2 separate regions of the Homo sapiens genome follow, and region 2 is linked to region 1. A link is a loop called in an ENCODE intact Hi-C map of the cell type or tissue named here. Cell type or tissue: chondrocyte. All regions are shown on one strand. Each heading gives the region's core, and the rest is flanking DNA. Links, peaks and the distances in the headings are about the cores only.

Region 1 (10,485 bases), core at 4,172-6,671:
CAAGAGCCAGAAAGTCCATCTACAGTAACAGGAGCAGCGTGCCTGGGCACAAAGGCAGGAACATGGATAGATGTGTCCCACCATGCTCCGGCCCTCCCTGCTGCACTGCTGATCAGGCAGGTTGTAATTACCACCCTGTGTGTCTGCCTGTGTCTCCAAGACCTATGAGAGAGAAAGACCATGTAGGTCAACATCGCACTTTCAGTGCCCAGGACAAAGCCTGGTGCAGAGCAAGCACTCAACAAGTATGGTGAATGGCTCCTTGCAAAACGAGACAATATCGATCTTACCTGGCAGATATTAAAAAATCATAAAGGTAGAAATTGTAATGCAATGTGGCAATGGCACAAGACAAAACAGACAGATCAATGGAACAGAATTTAAAAACTAAAAAACGCCGGGTGCAGTGGCTCACGCCTGTAATCCCAGCACTTTGGGAGGCCGAGGTGGGTGGATCAGTTGAGGTCAGGAGTTCGAGACCAGCCTGGCCAACATGGTGAAACCCCGTCTCTACTAAAAATACAAAAATTAGCTGGGCATGGTGGCACATGCCTGTAATCCCAGCTACACGGGAAGCTGAGGCAGGAGAATCACTTGGACCCAGAAGGTGGAGGTTGCAGTGAGCTGAGATCACACCACTGCACTCCAGCCTGAGAGACAGCGTGAGACTGTCTCAAAAAAAATAAAAAATAAAAATCTGGCCCGGCACAGTGGGTCATGCCTGTAATCCCAACACTTTGGGAAGCTGAGGCAGGAGGATTGCTTGAGCCCAGAAGGTGGAGGCTGCAGTGAGCCGTGATTATGCCACTGCATTCCACCGTGGGCGACAGAGTGAGACCCCGCCAATAAGCAGTAATGGCATAAAATGCTTAACAAATGCTGTCAATACAACCTGATACAATAATACAAATATTCAGGAAAAATAATGTTTGCTATGTCATATGACACACAAAAATGAATCACCAGCCGGGCATGGTGGCTCACGCCTGTAATCCCACCAATTTGGGAGGCCGAGGATCACTTAAGGGCAAGAGTTCAAGACCAGCCTGGTCAACATGGTGAAACCCCCACCCCCAACCCATCTGTACTAAAAATACAAAAATTAGCTGGATGTGGTGGTGGGATTACAGGCATGAGCCACCACGCCCAACCAGAAAGTGGTTTCTTGAGATGGAATCTGCTCCTGGTGAAGATGCTATGAACATTGTTGAAATGACGGCAAAGGATTTCAAATATTCCATAAACATAGTTGATAAAAAGGTGGTAGTGTTTGAGAGGATCAACTCTAACTTTGAAAGAAGCACTATATGCAATGATATCACACAGCACTGCATGCTACAGAGAAATATTTTGTGAAGAAGCCCATCGGTGTGGCAAATTTTATTGTCTTATTTTAAGAAATTGTCACCCCAGCCTTGCAACAACTGCCCTGATCAGTCAGCAACCATCAATATCAAGGCACGACCCTCCACCAGCAAAAAGATTATGACTCGCAGAAGGCTCAGAGAGATGGTTAGCATTTTCTAGCAATAAAGTATTTTTACTTATTTTTTTAATCATGCCATATTATTTTAAATTACATACGAAGATCTAACATGTCACCCACAGACCATTTCATCCACTGCTCTGTTTGGCTGCAGTCTCTTGTCTCTCCCTTCAGCAATGGTGAAGCGGATACCCTTTCCTCGGGGAAGAGAAATACATGGTTTGTTGCCCTTGTCAATAACAAAAATGATGGAAAAGCTGTTGCTGTTGGCATCTTTCACGTGAATCGTGTCAAAAGATCCAGGGTGCCTCTCTCTATTGGTGATCACACCAATTCTTCCCCAGTTAGCACCTCCAGTCACCAAACACAGGTTACCAGTGTCGAACTTCAAAGCAGTGATGTTGCCAGTCTCCAAATCAATCTGAATGGTGTCGTTCACTTTAATGAGGGAATCAGGGTGGCGGATAGTGTGAGCATCGTGAATCACCAGGTGAGGGGTTCCTTTTGTGCACACAAAGATTTTTCTCATTTTGCATAACTTGTACTTGACTTCCTCAGGTGTAACACGATGTACAGCAAAGCGACAATTGATGCCATAGATCAGACGGAAACCCTCTCCCGTCTTGTCAATGCTGATGACATCCATAAATCCAGTAGGGTAGGTTATATCAGTTCGAACCTTGCCATCTACCTTAATGAACCACTGCATGCAAATCTTCTTCACTTCATCTCCTGTCAGGGCATATTTAAGTCTGTTCCTCAGGAAAATATGAGGGAGACACTCTCTCAGCTTTTGGGGACCAGTGGATGGACGAGCAGCAAACACACCAGTCAATTTATCCAGCATCCAACGTTGTGGAGCTGCTACCCGCTTCAGATGCTGCTTGGGACCGGAAGCCACAGCTGTAATAGGCACAGAAAGAGGACCTCCCATCTTCTATGCACATAGAAACTGGGAACCAATAAAGTATTTTTACATTAAGGTATGTAGGCCAGGTGTGGTGCCTCACGCCTGTAACCCCAGCACTTTGGGAGGCCAAGACGGGTGGATTACTTGAGGCCAGGAGTTTGAAACCAGCCTGGCCAACAAGGCGAAACCCCATCTCTACTAAAAATACAAAAATTAGCCGGGCATGGTGGTGCACGCCTGTAGTCCCAGCTACCCGGGAGGCTGAGGGTGGAAAATTGCTTGAATCTGGGAGGCGGAGGTTGCAGTGAGCCAAAATCACACCACTGCCTTCCAGCCTGGGCAACAGAGAGAGACTCCATCACAAAAAAAAAAAAAAAAAGAATAAACATATGAAAGAAAGTTTAGCTATTGTATTAGTCTATTCTCATACTGTTATAAAGAAATACCTGAGACTGGGTAATTTATAAAGAAAAGAGGTTTAATTGGCTCACAGTTCTGCAGGCTGTACAGGAAGCATAGCAGCCTCTGCTTCTGGGGAGGCCTCAGGAAGCTTCCAGTCATGGCAGAAGGCAAAGGGGGATGGAGGCATCTCACATCGTGGCAACAGGAGCAAGAGGGAGGTGGGGGAGGTGCCACACACTTTAAACAACAAAATCTCTCCAGAACTCACTATCATGAGGACAGTACCAAGAGGAAACCCATCCACATGAGCCAATCACCTCCTACCAAGGCCCCACCTCGAACACTCGTGATTACAATTCAACATGAGATTTGGGTGGTGACACAGATCCAAACCATATCAGCTATAGTAATAATAAAATTGCAAATTCAAATAACTTGATTCAAGTCTTGCAATGCCCCCTTCTCAATTAGGCTTACCTTGGTTTCTCTAATTAAAACTGCAACCCTTGGCCAGGCACAGGGGCTCACACCTGTAACCCCAGCACTTGGGTAGGCCAAGGCAGGAGGATCACTTGAACCCAGGAGTTCGAGACCAGCCTGGGCAACATGGTGAAACCCTGTCTCTACAAAAAAAATACGTCTGGGCTTGGTGTCATGGGCCTGTAGTCCCAGCTACTTAGGAGGCTGAGGCAGGAGGATCACTTGAGCCTGGGAGATGAAGGTTGCAGTGAGCTGAGATCATGCCACTGCACTCCAGCCTAGGTGACAGAGCAAGACCCTTTCTCAAAAAATAAAAATAAAAATGAAAACTGCAATCCTTGGCCAGGTGTAGTGTCTCACACCGTTAACCCCAGCATTTTGGGTGGCTGAGGCAGGAAGACTGCTTGAGCCTAGGAGTTAGAGACCAGCCTGGGCAACACAGGGAGATGTCACCTCTACAATAAATTTAAAATTAAAAAACTACAATCTTCTCCACTCCCTACTCCTTTAACTTGCTCTGTTTTTTTTTTAACTATAGCACTTTTTGCTTTCTAAAATGCTAAAGGATTTACTTATTTATAACATTTATCATGTATGTACATGTCCTCCACTCAAATATAAGTTTCATGAGATCAGAGGTTGTTTTTTTCAATAATCTATCCCAAGCACTGAGAATATGCCTAGTACATGGTTAGTAATCAATATCTATGTGTTGAATGAATGCAGCAGATTGACAAAATAATAATACCCACGGTAGGCAAGAGTGTGAATAGTCAGACTCATGTACTGTTAACAAGAGAGTAAACTGATTAAATGAACTATATACATTCATACTCGAACATACTAAACAACCATTGAAAGTGATATTGTGCAGTGTGGCAAAATACAATTACACTCTGTTCCCCAGGCTGGAGTGCAGTGGCGCAATCACTGCCCCCCACCGTCTGGACCTCCTGGGCTCAAGTGATCCTCCCACATCAGCCTCCTGAATAGCTGGGACTACAGGAGCAAGCCACCATGCATTGTTAATTTCTTTTTTTTTTTTTCATTTTGTAGAGATGGGGCCTCACTAGGTTGCCCAGGCTGGTCTTGAATTTAGAACTTTTTAGTAAAGTTCCCATCACATTATCATGGGAATAATACAAATTATAAAATAGCATGTACAATCTGTTTCCAAGGAAAAAGTGTGTACAACAAAATCTTATCTATGAGGTGAGATTACAAGTTGTTGTTTTTGTTGCTGTTGTAAGACAGAGGCTCGCTCTGTCGCTCAGGCCAGAATACAGTGGCACCATCCTAGCTCACTACAGCCTCGAATTCCTGGGCTCAAGCAATCCTCCTGCCTCAGCCTCCTGAGGAGCTGGAACTACAGGTGTGCGCCACTGTGCCCAGCTAATTTTTTTTTATTTTTTGTAGAGACAGGGTCTTGCTATGTTGCCCAGGCTGGTCCCAAACTCCTGGGCTCAAGCAATCCTCCCACCTCAGCTTCCCAAAGTGCCGGGTTTACAGGTGTGAGCCACTGCATCTGCCCTGCCACATTTATTTTCTACAATGAATATGTGTTAGATGTATAGCAAGCAAGGGAAACATTTTTTAAAAGGAGAAAATAGAAACTACCCGGTTAATACGCATAGGCTTTCCTGTTTTAACAAGGATATCGGAAGAGTAAGAACATATTTTAGAAGATTCACTCTGCAGTTACATTAAATGGAAACCAGCAAGCAAAGAGAAATGGGTAACCAAATGTAGGCTATTTAAATGTCCTCTCTATTGTCTGTAGTTTTTAAACTGCAAAAAGTAAAAGTGTGTATGAAATAAATTGTATGAAAGTTTCTGGATTTAAAAAGCCCATTCTCTTCTCAGGAAGACCCGGATATCCTTCTGGAAAGAAATTCACGAATTCTGACCATCCTTGAAGCCAAACTCAAGCCCGCTGGCCTCACACGAATCTGCCTGTTACTCCTTAATAAGACAGGACTTCCTTTGGGCTTGGGCTGGGATCAAATGGTGCTGTGTGAAAGCCACCCATTCCTGCCAATCACACAACCCCTGTAAACAGCACGGCTTATTGTGAAAATTAATTCAGGGAGCTTAAACTCCACCGAACAGAAGGGTTTAAAAAGAAAAGAAAAAAAATTCCCGTGGTTTAGAAAATACTAGATGCATTATGACCTTCGGTATGAGTCCCAGGCTATGTGCATTATACCGGCAACACCCGGGAAAACATAAGCTGTCTTTTTTAATCCATCAGATAATTACACCGACTACAAGGACATTTTGGCAACTACTAGAAAATACTGCCCTCTGGTGTTAAGGTCATTCCACACTGATTAACACAACAAAAAGGAAAAAAAGAAAAGCCTTTCTTAAATACAAAAACCACTACCTTCAGGGACTTATGTTTTTGACTTGCAAAAAATCTGAACACAAAATCCCAAAGGATTTTACGGGTATATATTGTGGACACCTTCCCCACTGTGCCCGGAAAATACCTACTAATGTTATTACAAGCTGTCTCAGTCAATTCATGTCAGAGGATCTCCTCTCCAAGAGCTATATTCAGCTGTCTCTTGAACAAAACAAAACCAAAAAGTATTTTCAAGAGCTTCTGTGGGGGAGAAGTTTCTGGAAAATAAACTAAAGATTATTTTCACAGAAAATTTTCTACTAATCCTGGTAGGAAGAATAGAAAGAAGAGCAATATTACGATATTTTATATATTATAGAAGTCTTTAAAAATGTGAGACAATTTTTATGAAAAACAAAATAGCCACATTAATAAAGAAGCTGGCAATCATTGGCTTTATATTGATCATCTTATTCCTGCTTAAAGGTACTTCAAGAATAAGATAGAAAGGAGGTTCTGTCGTAGCTCTCCGCTATAAGAAAATAAAACTTTAAAAGGGTGGGGCGTGCCGTTCTGATGGTTACACACACAAGAATTGCATGCACAAATTCAGCAGTCTTGGCTGGGCATGGTGGTTCACACTTGTAATCTCAGCGCTTTCAAGCCAAAGCCACCATGCCCAGCCTTTTTTTTTTTTTTTTTTTTTCAGATGGGATCTCATTCCGTTTCCCAGGCTGGAACGCAGTGGCGCAATCTTGGCTCACTGAAACCTCCACCTCCTGGGCTCAAGCGATTCTCCCACTTCAGTCTCCCTAGTAGCTGGGACTACAGGTGCCCACCACCATTCCTAGCTAATTGTTTTTTGTATTTTTGGTAGAGATGGGGTTTCACCATGTTGCCCAGACTAGTCTCGAACTCCTGAGCTCAAGTGATCTGCCCGCCTTGGCCTCCCAAAGTGTTGGGATTACAGGCGTGAAGCCACCATGCCCAGCCCATGATCTTTTGTAGAGATGGAGCCTCACCGTGTTGCCAATAAAAGAAACCAAAGTTCCATGGAGAAATGACCGATTCTAAGACTGGGGCAGGAAATACACAGGATAAGCCAGGAGCACCTACTAGTACCAGAAAGTAGGAAAGTGCTCAAAACAAACAAACCAAAAAAAAGCCCACATCAGTGGGGAGACGTCAAAGGGTCACAGGATCCAACTGAAAGAGATCCCAATAGTCAAAACTGGAACAACTTGAGTAACAAAATAAAATAGATTGGATCATAACCCAAAGCATGGAATAAACACCCATGAGTCCACACTGATATTAATGATTGAATAAATAAATGCAGTTCTCCTTCCGCATCCACTGCAAATTGGTTCCGGGACCCCCATAGATACCAAAATCCATGGATGCTCAAGTCCTTTATATAAAATGGTATCGTATTTGCACATAACCAGGACACATCCCTCTGTACACTCTAATTATATTTAGATTACTTATAATACCTAATACAATAGAAATGCTAGGTAAATAGCTGTTCTGTGTTGCTTGTTTTATTTGGTTTTTGTTTTGGTTTGGTTTGGTTTTGGTTTTTTTGTTTTTTTGTTTTTTGTTTTTTGTTTTTGAGATGGAGTTTCGCTCTTGTCACCCAGGCTGGAGTACAGTGGTGCCGTCTTGGCTCACTGCAACCTCTGCCTCCTGGGTTTAAGCGATTCTCCAGCCTCAGCCTCCTGAGTAGTTGGGATTTCAGGCACCCACCACCACGCCTGGCTAATTTTATATTTTTAGTAGAGATGGGGTTTCACCATGTTGGCCAGGCTGGTCTCAAACTCCTGACCCCAGGTGATCCACCCGCCTCGACCTTCCAAAGTGCTGGGATTACAGGCGTGAGCCAGTGTCCCCGGCCAGTTTGTATGAATTTTTACTGGGTTTCTTTCCCTAATATTTTTTATCTGTGGTTGGCTGAATCCACGATGTGGGATCAGAGAATACAGAGGGCTGAGTGTAGAAGGGGGAGAAGAGACACGTCTTCCATGCGGAAGAAGTTCAATGAATTCTCACAGATACTCCACCCCCACAGAGGTGGAGCATAACTCCTCACTCCTGAAGTGTGGCCTGCATGTAGTGACTTCCTTCCAAAAATGGGAGAAGAGTAACTTTACAGTAGAGAAACCTGACCAACACTATCTCTGGCAGGTGATTAAGGTCAATGCCAACAGTGATAAGTCATATTGATAGTACGGTCATGCACTACATCATGACATGAGTTATATCATTATAATCATGGTGAGTTGTATAATTACTTCATCATATATTACAATGTAATCATAATAGAAATAAACAGCACAATAAATATAAAGTGCTTGAATCATCCCCAAACCATCCCTCAACCCCCACCCTAGTCCATAGAAAAATTGTCTTCTGGTCCAGCGTGGCTCACACCTGTTATCCCAGTACTTTGGGAGGCCAAGGTGGGTGGATCACTTGAGGCCAGGAGTTCAAGACCAGCCTGGCCAATATGGCGAAACCCCTCCTCTATTAAAAATACAAAAATTAGCTGGACATAGTGGCGCACACCTGTTATCCCAGCTGCTCGGGAGTCTGAGGCACAAGAATTACTTGAACCTGGGAGGCAGAGGTTACAGTGAGCCAAGATCTGCCACTGCACTCCAGCCCGGGTGACAGAGTGACACTCTGTCTCAAAAAAAAATAGAAAGAAAGAAAAATCATCTTCAATGAAACCGGTCCCTGGTACCAAAAAGGTTGGGGACTTCTGTGTTAAGGGATCTGCTTCATTGAAAGCGATGAAACTAACAAAAATTCATGGAAGTTCTCTATCAGATGCAGAGAAACTTCTAATGACCTGGATTGAAGACCAAACACAGACACATATCCCTCTCAGCACCGTGACAATCACCACCAAAGCAATGTCGGTTTGCAAGGTTGAAAGCAAAGGCTGGACCTGACTGTGGTGTTGAATTTACTGCTCTGGGTATTTCAAATGATTCAAGAATCCTTACTCCTTACATAAAGTGCAAGTTAGTGGTGAGTCTGTGGGTGCTGTTGTGAAGGCAGCAGAAGAATTTTTGGAAACTCTGGATGAGCTGATTGTGGAGGAAAATTACTTGTCACAGCAAATCTTCAATATGAATGAAACCTCCCCATTCTGGAAACGAATGCCTGAAAGAACTTTCATTCATAAGGAAGCCAAGTCAATGTCAGGTTTGAAGACTTTTAAGGACAGAGCAAGTCTTGCCTGGCAACAATGTTGCAGATTACAAACTGAAACCCTTTATGAGGACCCCAGGGCCTTCAAGCCTGTCAATTAGCACACACAGCCAGTGCACTGCAGGAGCAATAAGAAGCCACAGATGACCCAGCTCCTCTTCCAAGAGGCCCTCCTGAATTACTCTGCCAGTGAGATGGAGAAGTACTGTTTGGAGAATAATATATCTTTCAAGATTGGCTTATTGATAATGCTCTTCTTCTTCTTTTTTTTTTTTTTTTGTCATTTTCATCTCAATATCAAAGTGGTGTTTCTCCCTCCAAATACCACCTCTTTGATCCAACCAATGCATCAAGGAATTATAACAGCTTTTAAGACTATTACCTAAGGAGGACTTTTGCCCAGGCTGTTGCTGAAACTGAGGAAGACCCTGAGAAGACATGGATGTAATTTTGGAAGGATTACAACATCTATTACTGTGTCAAGCACTTTGAGCTTGGGCTTGGGGTGATGCCACCGAGGAATGTATGAATGGCATCTGGAGGAAGACACTCAAGAGGTTTTTCCATGATTTCAAAGGATTTGCCAAGGATGAGGAGGTTGCAAAAGTCAACAAGGCTGTGGTTCAGATGGCAAACAACTCTAATCTGGGTTTGGCTGAGGATGGCATTGAGGAGCTCCTAAAGGAATGAGGAGTTATTGGAACTGGGACAGGAACACCTAGCTGAAGAAGGGGCAAGAGCAAAGGGAGCTGCTGGAGAAGGAAAAGAACTCTCAGGAAAACTCACAGTGAAAAGGTTGACAGAAGCTTCTGCAGACTTCAGCAAACTCCTTAAGAAGTTTGAAAGAAGGAAAAGAACTCCCAAGAAAACTCACAGTGAAGGGGTTAGCAGAAGCTTCTGCAGACTTCAGCAAACTCCTTAAGAAGTTTGAAAGAAGGAAAAGAACTCCCAAGAAAACTCACAGTGAAGAGTTTAGCAGAAGCTTCCGCAGATTTCAGCAAACTCTTTAAGAAGTTTGAAAACATGGACACCCAACACCAAAAGGTTTTTATTAACAGACAGAAATGTTCATGGTGCATTATCTGTTTATAGGGAAATCTATGTTAAAGAAAAGAAACAAACCAAGCAAACCACCATGGACATATTTCTGAAAAGAGTGACCCCACCTCAAGAAGATCTCAGGAGGGTCCTTCAGGAGGTACCCAGAAGAAGACATTGTTATCACAGGGGATAATGCGTGTGTTACTGCCCCTGAAGACCTTCCAATGAGACAAAATGTGGAGGTGGAGGACAGTGACATTGATGATCCTGACCCTGTGTAGGCCTAGGCTGATGTGTGTGTTTGTGTCTTCATTCCTAATAAAAAAGCTGAAAGAATTTTTTAAATTTTTTTAAATTAAAAATAAAAGGCCAGGTATGGTGGCTCATGCCTTTAATCCCAGCACTTTGGGAGGCCGAGGCAGGCAGATCACCTGAGGTTGGCAGTTTAAGACCAGCCTGACCAACATGGAGAAACCCTGTCTCTACTAAAAATATGAAAAACATTAGCCGGGTATGGTAGAGCATGCCTGTAATCGTAGCTACTCAGGAGGCTGAGGCTGGAGAATCGCTTGAACCCAGGAGACAGAGGTTGTGGTGAGC
Region 2 (10,485 bases), core at 3,425-5,924, 670 kb before region 1:
GGCTCAAGCAATCCTCCTGCCTCAGCCTCCTGAGTAGCTAGGACTACTGGTGTGCACAACCACACCTGGCTAATTTATTTTATTTTATTTTATATTTGTAGAGACAGCATCTTGCTATGTTGCCCAGGCTGCTCTCGAACTCCTGGCCTCAAGTGATCCTCCCACCTCGGCCTCCCAAAATGCTGGGATTACAGGTGTGAGCCACTGTGCCAGGCCCAGGTTCAATATTTAGGGAACACATGTTTGGCAGAGGATCTCAGGTCTCATGTCACTGCACTCCAGCCTGGGCAACAGTGGGAGTCACCCAGATCCCACCTTGTAGAGTGAGGACAGAATCCCCAAGTCACCCCTTCTAGAAAAAGCAAGTGCTTTGCTTTGGATTCCCTCTAGGGCATTTTTCTGTTTTGTCTTGAAAGAGTCCAGCACTACTTTATTTCTAAACATCAAATTGCTTTTTCAGCCTTACAATCTGAAAATACTTCACAAATGTGTCGTTTCAGATCTAACTTTCTCTGGAAAGTGCTGTTTCCTATCAATGTCTTTCTAAAGCACTGTCGCACCTGGGCCCAGCTCTGGGCAGCCCCTGCAACTCACTCAGTTCATCCTGAGGGTCTAGTACCCAGTTCCCTCCCTATCGTCCTCTGCTGAGGGCTCTGGAGAAGAGAGGAGAAGCAGTCTGTCCACATGGACTCACAGCCACTCTCGGTACTGTGAGCACAGGACACTGGATACAGGGACCTGGTCACCCGGGAGGCAGCGCCAAGCCAGTGGTCACTGCGCAGCAGGTGGCCTTGGCTACCCCATTAGGCTGGAGGGAACCAGGAGGAGCTGGGTCACTGAGGAAACAGGAGGAGCTGGGTCACTGCAGCCCCAGATCCCCAGCACCTGCAGGAAGCGAGGACCACAGATGCCTGTGAAAGACGTCTCCTCTCTGAGAAGGTTCTTCCAAGCATCCAGGAACCACAAGGCCCAGGACGCAGCGAAATGTGCCATGGAGGGAGGCCCAGACACCATCTGTCAGGGCCAGCCTGGACAGGCCCTAGGTGGGCAGGGCCCCTCCACCGCGTGCGGCTGTGTTTTATGGCAGCGAACCGGCTGTTAGGCGTGAACTGCCGACAACCCCTCTTCTAATGAGCCTTTCCATCCTCACTCACGACTCCAAACGTTATTTTAGTCACACTTGGCTGAAGGAACAACAGGAACGCTATTTATCACTTTGAAAGTCTTTATCTACTTAAGATGATGAATGGGGGTGGCAGTCACGCCGCCCCTACAGAGAGCAGCCTTGAGAAGAGGAGTGCCTTGGCCAGGGATGCACTCCAAGCATGGAGCTGGGGAGGCGGAGGCTGTCGTGGCTCATGGCATCTCTAGCATGTTCTGCACCTGTGCCCCATCGGGGACCTCTCAGTGCGGATGCCACCATCCAGGTCCTCAGCACCCTCTCGTGCCACAGAGCACAGAGGTAGGAGATGGGGGAAGTGGGACAGCCCCAGGAGCCCCCCATCGGTCCCCACCTGCAGCAGGATGTCCACTTTGGCTCCACAGAGGATGGGAGGGGCGATTTAAGAACCAACTCACATGTCCTAAACCTTTGCTGCTGACATCCCAGAGACACAGGGCAAGTTCCAAAAAATCCTCCAATCGGAGGATGCCAGGAATAACTCTTGCAAATTCAACTTTGGGGTAGCTTAAACCTATTTATCAATAGCTAATTAATAAAGTCTAAGTCTTTGGATGACAGGATGATTAAACTGGTTTTTAAATAATCCATTTTTAATTAAAATGCTACCCTCTTTTGGCTTCTGGATATATTCAAAAGGAAGCCTTAACAGATCTTGTTTTTAAATATACATTATACGAAGCCAATAATTAGAAGAATTTGTGCTTTTAATTATATCTTAATTATTCTTTGCCTATCGATGCAAAGTTAAATATCCTTTCTTTATGACACCAACACTACTCCCCAAAGCCAGTAGATTGCTAGCAGGAATTGTGTGTGTGAAGCCTGCTCCCGGAGATCCGTGCAGCAGTGACGGTGCCTGTAGGCAACCCATACCCCCGTCCTGGCAGGCGGCAATCTGATCATGGCAAAGCACTGGCTCTGGGCAGCACTCTCCTGGCCCCCACCTTGTAAGAGACACGCTTGAAGACAGAAGTGGTCGTTATGTGATGAGGGTCTGGGCCCCCCTCCTGCATAGCCAGGAGCCAGGAAGTTCCTTGACTTTACTCGCCAGCCTGCACACACTCTGAAGCATCTCGCCAGCGCCACCCACTGAAATTTAGAAAATTCGCACAGTGCCAAGGAGGGCTTGGAGGATGCAGAAGAGGGAGTCACGCCCGTGGATGCCGGGTTTCCTGATGTGCTTTGCTGGGTCCCCGCAGGGAGCCCAGGCATCACACACCTGTCCAGCATACCCCGAGCTCCCTCTTCCAGGACCCACAGCAACACCTATCCCAAGCCCACCCACTTCTAGCACCTTCTATCGGACACCTTCCACACTGACCCTCAACCACCTGCCAGTCTTTAACAGGTCCCCTCCTGGCCCACCTTCCCACCAGGAGGTCATGGCTAGAGGGGTCTCAGTGGACTCCTGGCAGCTGCTGCCCTTCAGGAGCTGGGAGGATGTCCACGCTCCACCTCCTGCTCACCGCCAGTTACCATCCAAAACCACCGTGGGCCAGGCTGACGCCCCTCTCCAGAAATCTCCCTGGGTTCCCCAAGGGGCTTCTCCCACCTCTCACCACCAAAAGCCCTCTGTAGGCAAGTCCCTCCCCACACTTCTACACTGCAGAACTTTCAGCCTGGCACCCTCCCGTTCCCTCCCAGTCTTGAAGGGCACTCCTAGAGGCAGGCCCATGTCACCCATACCCAAGGCTGGCCACAGTGATGAGCACACAGTAGGTCCTCAGTAAACATGTGAAGAAAGGGTAACGGATGGCAGGAACAGCAGGCCTGAACATGCCCAACAATCCAAAGAACATTCACACATACATGCACATATGCATATACGCACACATCCACAGGCAGCCGAAACCCTGTCTGCCCAGGCAGCCCCGAGTGGAGATCTAGCCCTGTGTTCACTCTGCTTCCTCTTTCTGGGCACATATCTTAGCCTCCCTGCAGCTAGGCTGGGACCATAGGACTGACTCTCATCCCAAGAGGAATATGAAATGACATGTGCTGCTTCCAGGCCATGGCTTTTAAGAGTGGGTGTGAATTCTTCATGTTCTCTCTCTTCCTTCTCAGAGGGGGCAGAGTTGGGCAGTGGAAGCAGCCCTGCATCCCTGCTGGAGGAGAGCCACTGGGCCAGCCACAGATGGCAGCATGAGCAAGAAATGAGCCTTTACCGTGCTAAGCCACCGAGATCTGGGTTTCTGTTGTTACCACCCCAAAGGCTACCCTATACTGACTAATACACCTGGGAATTTAGAATACAGCAAAAATGGAATTTTACAATGGGGGGCAAAGACATTACTCCAAAGACAACAGGTCACTTAGTAATTACGCGGGGGCAGAAAAGCCAGAATCCTTGTTTATATATTATTCTTAAATGCAGTTTAGCTCAATTAACGTATTAAATATAAAAGACGAAACCATGTGGATACACAGATATCTATTAAACTATACACAGCAGTGTTTGAAATATTTCATAATTATGCAAAAACTGTTATTTAAAAGAAAGTCATCAGACTATAAAGATAGAAAAAACATGCTGATAACTGGATTATATTGAGGTAGTAGAAAAAGCAATTTCGCAAAGGCATAAACTATACAGGAAAGGACCAACATGACAACTGATATTTACAATTTCTGTACATCAAATTGGGAAAAATATTTCCAACACACAGAACAATAGTACAAAGAGCCCAATTACAGAGCAATAAGTCACCCACAAATGTCCCGATTGCAAATGGGCAAAGGACTGAAAACCCACAAAGATAAATGCCCAAGAAATACTTACAAGAGAAGTTTAAGCTCGTCAGTAATCAAATCAGCAAAAATAAAGACGGGGTATTACTTTTCCCTAATCAGAATGATAAAGGTGAATAATGGAAATAACACAATTAATCTTGAGGCCTGGGTGGGCACACCGGCACTCATGGTTTGGGAGGAGGGGTGTCCTGCACGCTGGCTGAGAACATGGCTTCTGGAGAGAGGCCACCTGGCTCCTCTAAGACCCATCTGTCTACTGTGGGGTCTCTATAATGCAGAGAGGATGCCACACTCCTCTCCGCTCCCCCTCACGGGATTAAATGAGAACATCCCCGGGAAGGACATGGTATCTGCTCACCAGACACTAACCCAGCCCCAGCCGTGAAGGGAGAACAACTTTTCTAGATGGCACTGGGCTTTGGGCATCAACATTTTTCCAGCAATTCCATTTGCAGGAGTTTACCCCAAGGACACGGTCAGTTTGACACCCGAGAGACGGCGAGGTAGGGTTGACGGTCGAAGTGTCGTTCACACTGGGAACCACCTGGCTTCCGGGGGCAGTCTGGGTAAGTGGATTATGATGCAGCCCCAGTGTGCCCCAGTTCACTGCCAGGAAGAGACTTCTGCTGCAAAAACTCTGCCCAGTGTGAGCCCAGCAGATCAAAGCCCGTCTGTCTGTGCCCCAGAGAGACCGGAAGCCTGTTTGCTACAGCAATAAGGTTTTGTGTGCCTCTGCATCAAAGGGTTTTTTTCCTATCTTGTTTATAATGTTCTGTACTGACTGGATTTCCTACTGGCATATGTATCTTTTTATCAGAGTAAAGCTATTTTCATTTTGAAAACACTTTTGGGAAGAAATAAAAGCTACCTGTCAAAGACCTGCTCCCCTCGCCCCAGCCTCGCCCCACTGGCCCCAGGGGGCTTCTTGTCCTGATGTGTTCTGCCCAGTGGACACAGCGCACACTCCCCAAGCACAGCTGCCACCGAGGACGACACTGGGAAGCTGCCACCAGAGGTCGCAAGTGCACGCCGTCTGCCACGCACACAGAGCTCCTTGAAAAACCTTCAGCCTGGCTGAAGGAACCACAGTGTATCTCTGTTTTGATACCATTGTTGTGGACAAAGTAAAAAATAAGCAATCCAGCCAGGTGCTGTGGCTCAGCACTTTGGGAGGCTGAGGCAGGAGGACTGCTTGAGCCCAGGAGGTCGAGGCAGTGAGCTATGATCGCACCACTGCACCCCAGCCTGGGCAACAGAGCAAGATCCTATGAAGGAAGGGAGGAAGGGAGAGAGGAACAGAGAAAGGGAGAGAGGAAGGAAGGAAAGAAGGAAGGAAGGAAGGAAGGGAGGGAGGGAGGGAGGGAGAGAGGGAGGGAGGGAAGGAGGGCAATTCAAGCCCAATTCCTTCCCGAAGGAAGGAAGAGAGGGACGAAAAGAAAGAAAAGCAATTCAAGCCCAATTCCTCCCTGACTCTATCAGGAAACTCTACCATGGGTTGAAATCACCCAAAATCTGAATGTCCAGGTCCCCGCCGGAGGCCAGGGCTGGGGGCCCATCTTCATCATCCCAAAACTCATGTGGGAAATTTCCCCAAGAGGAGACAGAAAACAAAGCAAAGATTTCCTCTCTTCATTCCGCCCAAGACAAAGCATCTGAAATTCCACTCTCGATGTTTCCTTCATTATCTCCCACTTTCTACCTCTCCTTTTTGCCACAGGGGGAAAAATTCTTCCTGGGAAGGACATCCTCGGAGACACTCCCCTCCCAATTAACACCCATCTGGCAGCACCTCTGCCTGAAGATGGGTAGCAAATGCTAGTGGAGGGACCACTCTTTCCTGCTTCCTGGCCTCATGATCAAAATGGGAAGATTAGGCAGGTCGTGGTGGCTCAAGCCTGTAATCCCAGCACTTTAGGAGGCTGAGGCAGGTGGATCACCTGAGGTCAGGAGTTCAAGACCAGCCTGGCCAGTATGGCAAAACCCTGTCTCTACTAAAAATACAAAAATTAGGCAGGTGTGGTGGCAAATGCCTGTAATTCCAGCTTCTCGGGAGGCTGAGGCAGGAGAATCGCTTGAACCTGGGAGGCGGAGGCTGCAGTGAGCTGAGATGGCGACACTGCACTCCAGCCTGGGTAACAGAGCAAGACACCACCTCAAAAAAAAAAAAAAAAAAGGGAAGATTAAACCCAGAGTGACCATTACGAGTCTAAGAGTCATAGGCTGAAGCTAAGAAGTCTTCCCAGGTAAGGGCCACTCTGGGAAGAAAGTGCAGCCCTATCCCTTCCTCCACCCAGAGCTCCTGAGCTGCTCCACTGCACCGGCAGGTTTGGAAGCAAGCTCTGTCGGCAAGGCTCTCTGGTATGCAGCCTGGAGAATCCAAGCCCCTAGAAGGCCTGCCAAGTCCTGCTTCAGGAGCCCACTTAGCCTTCTTCTCTGGAATCAGATTCTTTGGCAAAACCTCTGTCTGCACACGGAGGTATCCCTTTTGCACAGGGAGCTAGAGAAGTCAGAGACTGGTTGGAAAACAGCCTTGCTTGTCTCCTCTGGCTAAACACTCCCCACACGGGGCACCCCACCCTGGGGACCACCCACCCAAGCAAAAGGAGCCCACCCCACCCCAGGGGAACACCGACAGCTCAGGTTTCCACTGCAGACAGGATGGGGCAGAACCCGCAGCTCTGAAGAGCCGATTGAAAAAGCAAATTTCCCTCTGGTGCTCTCACTGGAAAAAAACATGATAGCTCTCTCCCCTGGGAGCAGGAGGAAGCCTCTTTGTCCAGGAGGACTGTGCTGTTCCTTGGAAACGAGCCTGCTGCCATGAACAGATCCAGCAGGTATGGGCAAATCACCTAGAATGCATAAAACATTACGTTCGCCAAATCCCCCTGGACAGAAATCTCGGATTCAGCAAACAGCTCAGATCTGAATGGATTTCCACTCACAGCTTTGAAATCCCCCAATTAAAGGCACAAGCGCATGGCAAAGTTGGAAGCTTTGGCGCTTCCGGGCTCCCAGTACCCACAGCCTGGATGGAGATGGTGGCAGTGACATGGCCTGGGTCACATGCACACGCCTTCCAGAGGCACCTCGGCCTCCTCGGCTATAGCAGCTAGCGGGTGTGGCTGGCCTGGAGCGACAGGCTCCCTCACTGCCATGCTGCCTGCAGCTGGGTTCCCTTGAGTGAAAACACTTTAAGGGAATTGTTTCTATCCCTCCATTCCTGAACAAGCCAGTGGTCCCCAGGGCCCCAGGAGCTACACACCCATTTGCATGTTGTCCCTAATCAACTGCAATCCATGTCAATCAGGGCCTTACTGGTCTCGGGCACAGAACATGCTGGGTGATGCCTCAAAGTGCCAGCCTCCCCAGCAACTTCACTAAGGAAGAGGTTTCTTTATAAAATGTCTGCAGTCTGATGGCTGGCTCTCCTCTCTTTCAGTGTGAGCTGCTGTTTTCTCCTTAAACTGCAGAGCCAGAGCTCTCTTCTCCCTGCCAAGGGGGCACGCCCACTCCACAAACACACAAGGTACACCAAAGCCCTTGAGACACTCTTGGAATAATGATGCCCACTCTGTACCTCCAGGGGACTTAACTAATTTATAAGGCAATTTTAATAATAACCATATATTAATTTTACATCCCCTTTTTTACCTATTTCAGTGGCTATGAACTGTTAGGAATTAGGTAATATATTACAATGGGCTCCTGGGGTCTTTTTATTAACTAATGCCCCATATTTAAAAACCTTCTTGTCAAATGAGAAACATTAAGAAGCGCTGTCCCTTTTATAATTGCTTCTAATAGACTCGATATTCAGGTCCTGGCCTGAACAGAGAGCCCAGGCGATACTTCCTTAAATTGCATTTAACTTTTCATTTTCTTTCTGTCATCGGCCAACCGAATAATTCTGCAAGTGCACAAATGGTCATTTTACCGTGTCGGTCTGTAGCTCTGGAGATGTCTGTAAATCTGCAAGTTAGGAGGACCACTCAGGTCAAGAGATGCACAGCGTTTCTGCCCGGAGTCTGGCCGCAGGAGCAATGCTTGGCCATTTTGGTGTGTGTGTGCAAGCCTATTTATCAAAATATATGCCAGTAAACCACACCCATCTTAAATACCCAGATTGATGACATCTCACAAACGTGCCCCGTGGGTGAAGACCCCAGGACATTTCTTGTCTCCTAGAGGGTTCGCTCACCACCCCTTCTCTTCCCCTCTCCTCCTCTGTCACCAGTTTTGCTTGCTGGGAACTTTATGTCAGTGGGATGGTACGTGCCTTTCTGAGCCTGGCTTCTTTTGCTAGACATCACTTTCAGCGCTGTTCGTGTCCCTGACTGTGGCAACAATCTGCTCGTTTTCACTGCCCGACAGTTCTCCCTGTATGGACACCCACAGTTTACCCACCCGCCATACACAGGCTTGGCATCTCCCCAGCTCTAGACTCCTCCCCCACCTCATGTGTCTCCGGTGCACATGGGGCAGGCAAAGGGGGAGTGTGGGGCGCCAGGCATGGAATGCTTGGTTTTGTGTGGACGCTGCCAGCTGTGTAACGGCGATGGTTCTAGCATCTCTGTTTTCTGCTTTTTTATCCCCCCTGGCAGAGAAGAAACTTTGAAGCTCATCACTTTGTGGGCCTAGGCTGGAGGCATCGGGGCACCTCAGTAGGCCCAGGGGCTACTGGGCATTCCTCCACTGCACCATCCCTGGCAGGGCAGGCGGGAATGGGGTTCTCCTAATGTCAGGATTCCCCGCAGGACGAGGGCGCATCTGGCCTCCCTTGGTCTCGGGGGTGAACTTCACAGAAATGGAAAGTTTATCGTGAATGAGGAAAGGGCAGTAAAACCCAACCCCATTTACTGGGTGGGGAGAAAGCTGCCACCCAGGGTGTCCAAATCAGCTGGGAAAGGTCACGCCCTTTGGGTGGTCACTGGGCCTTGGGAACGGGGCCAGAACCCAGCCAGGTGGAGCAGCAGAAGCCTGGCACATCACACATACGGTCCAGCCCTCCTCGGTCCCTGACCCTCCCTGTTCTGGGAGTGAAGGACTGAGACAGGGCACTCAGGTGTTAAGGTTGGGGGGTGGTGGGGTGGAGGGGGCAGGTACAAACCCCTGAGGACGGCCTGGAGGGAAGGCAGCTGGGTAGACAGCAGCCTCCATGCCCAGGGACTCGGGAAAGATCAAAGTGTGAGCCGGAATGCGATGCCAGAGGAAGACGAGGGATGGAAGAGGCAGAGAACCTTGGGCGCTGGGGAGGCCAAATGAGGTGGCTGAGACGGTAGCTCCCTCATCCATCCGGCATCTCCAGGCAGAGGAGAGCAAAGGCCTGGCCACCCGCGGCTGCCCGAAAGCCACCAGGATGGGATCCTTTGTTTTCATTTCCAAACCCAAAGGCCCCTCGGCTGGGCCGGCGTCTGATCCCGACTCAAAGCCACAGGGAGCCTCAGCTGGGACGCAACCTGAGGGCTTGGAAAATGGAGGACCCAGAGCCAGTTTTAGCAGTTGATGAATAATAAATGTAATTAACATGATGGAAAACAGAAGCTGGAGGCCCGGCTGAGGCCCCAGAGAGTGACTCATCAGCTGCCTCCCTGTCACTTCCGGCTGCCCGGGCCCCTCGGCAGGGACAGGTGCCAGGAGGTGAGGGGCGCCGAGCCCAGACGAAGGACAACTGGGGCAGGTCTGGCTGGGGACAACAGCCCCTCCAGAACCAACCCCCCTCGTTCGGTCCCAGCAGGGCCTGCCCTGGTGCTGGGGTCCCTGGGCCCTGCAGCACGCCTCTCTGGCCTCAGGTGCTGCGCTTGTAAAGTGGGAGTGACAGCCACGCTTTGGCTGTTGTCCTCTGGGCACTGTGTGAGAATCTGCTGATGCTCGTATGGCCGTTAGTTCTCAATCACGACAGGACTGGGTGTCAGAACCTCCCAGGGCCATGGGCAGAGGCCGTGCAGCCCAACCCACGCTCCCATGGCGTCCCTGGATTGGTCACTGGGATGCTCAGGTGAGTCTGAGGCCAGGGGGTGCCCTCCAGGCTCTCAGCAGGTCCTCGGCCTTCCCAGGGCTGTAAACACTGGTGGAAGGTGGGGGCATGGGAGAGGCATACTGGCCTCCAAGAAGCGGTGAGCAGGGAAGGGTGTGGGCAGCTGCTGGAGGAGAATATGGGTCTGAGGTTAGCGCAGCCCAGGGCTCCCTCTGACATCTCTGCCCCCATCTTGGTTTCAGGGCACTGCTTTTGGCCTAGAAGAGCAGAGGAGAAAGAAGCAGAGGAGTGGGAGGAGGAGAGCGGGGAGAAAAGAAGGGAGAAGGGAGGAGAAGGAAGATGGAGGAAGAGGAAGGAGAGGGAGAAAGAGGAGGAAGAGGAGAAGGAAGAGGAAAGAGAAGAGGGAGAGGGAGAGGGAGAGGAGGGAGAGAAGGAGAGGCGAGCAGGAAGAAGAGGAGGAGTGAGAAGAGAAAGAAGCATGGGAGGAAGAGAAGGAATGAGGGTACTCACCAGGCAGCCTTCCCAGCAGGCCCCATGCCCTGCCTAAGAGGCAGGCGGGAGCCGTCCTCAGCATCTC

What was found. A loop is a pair of places that touch in the nucleus more often than their neighbours do. Peaks named below come from ENCODE experiments on the same cell type or tissue, not always from the same donor. Only the 100,000 strongest peaks of a DNase experiment are listed, where the experiment ranks them.
Region 2: a loop joins it to region 1, with 2.7 times the contacts of the local background. A loop is called at or near these places in 4 of 110 quality-filtered maps.

The regions. Positions count from the first base shown.
Region 1 is chr19:34,090,924-34,101,408 of GRCh38, forward strand. It overlaps the pseudogene RPS4XP21. Among named protein-coding and RNA genes, the nearest start is that of LSM14A, 76 kb to the right of the region's middle. RefSeq lists an enhancer at 9,263-9,432. In chondrocyte, for the core only: CTCF peaks have their summits at 5,579 (motif pointing left) and 5,780; no DNase peak of the experiment used is centred there.
Region 2 is chr19:33,425,904-33,436,388 of GRCh38, forward strand. All of the region lies in intron 9 of PEPD (peptidase D), which reads right to left. Among named protein-coding and RNA genes, the nearest start is that of CEBPG, 57 kb to the left of the region's middle. In chondrocyte, for the core only: a CTCF peak has its summit at 4,953 (motif pointing right); a DNase peak (open chromatin) is centred at 4,898.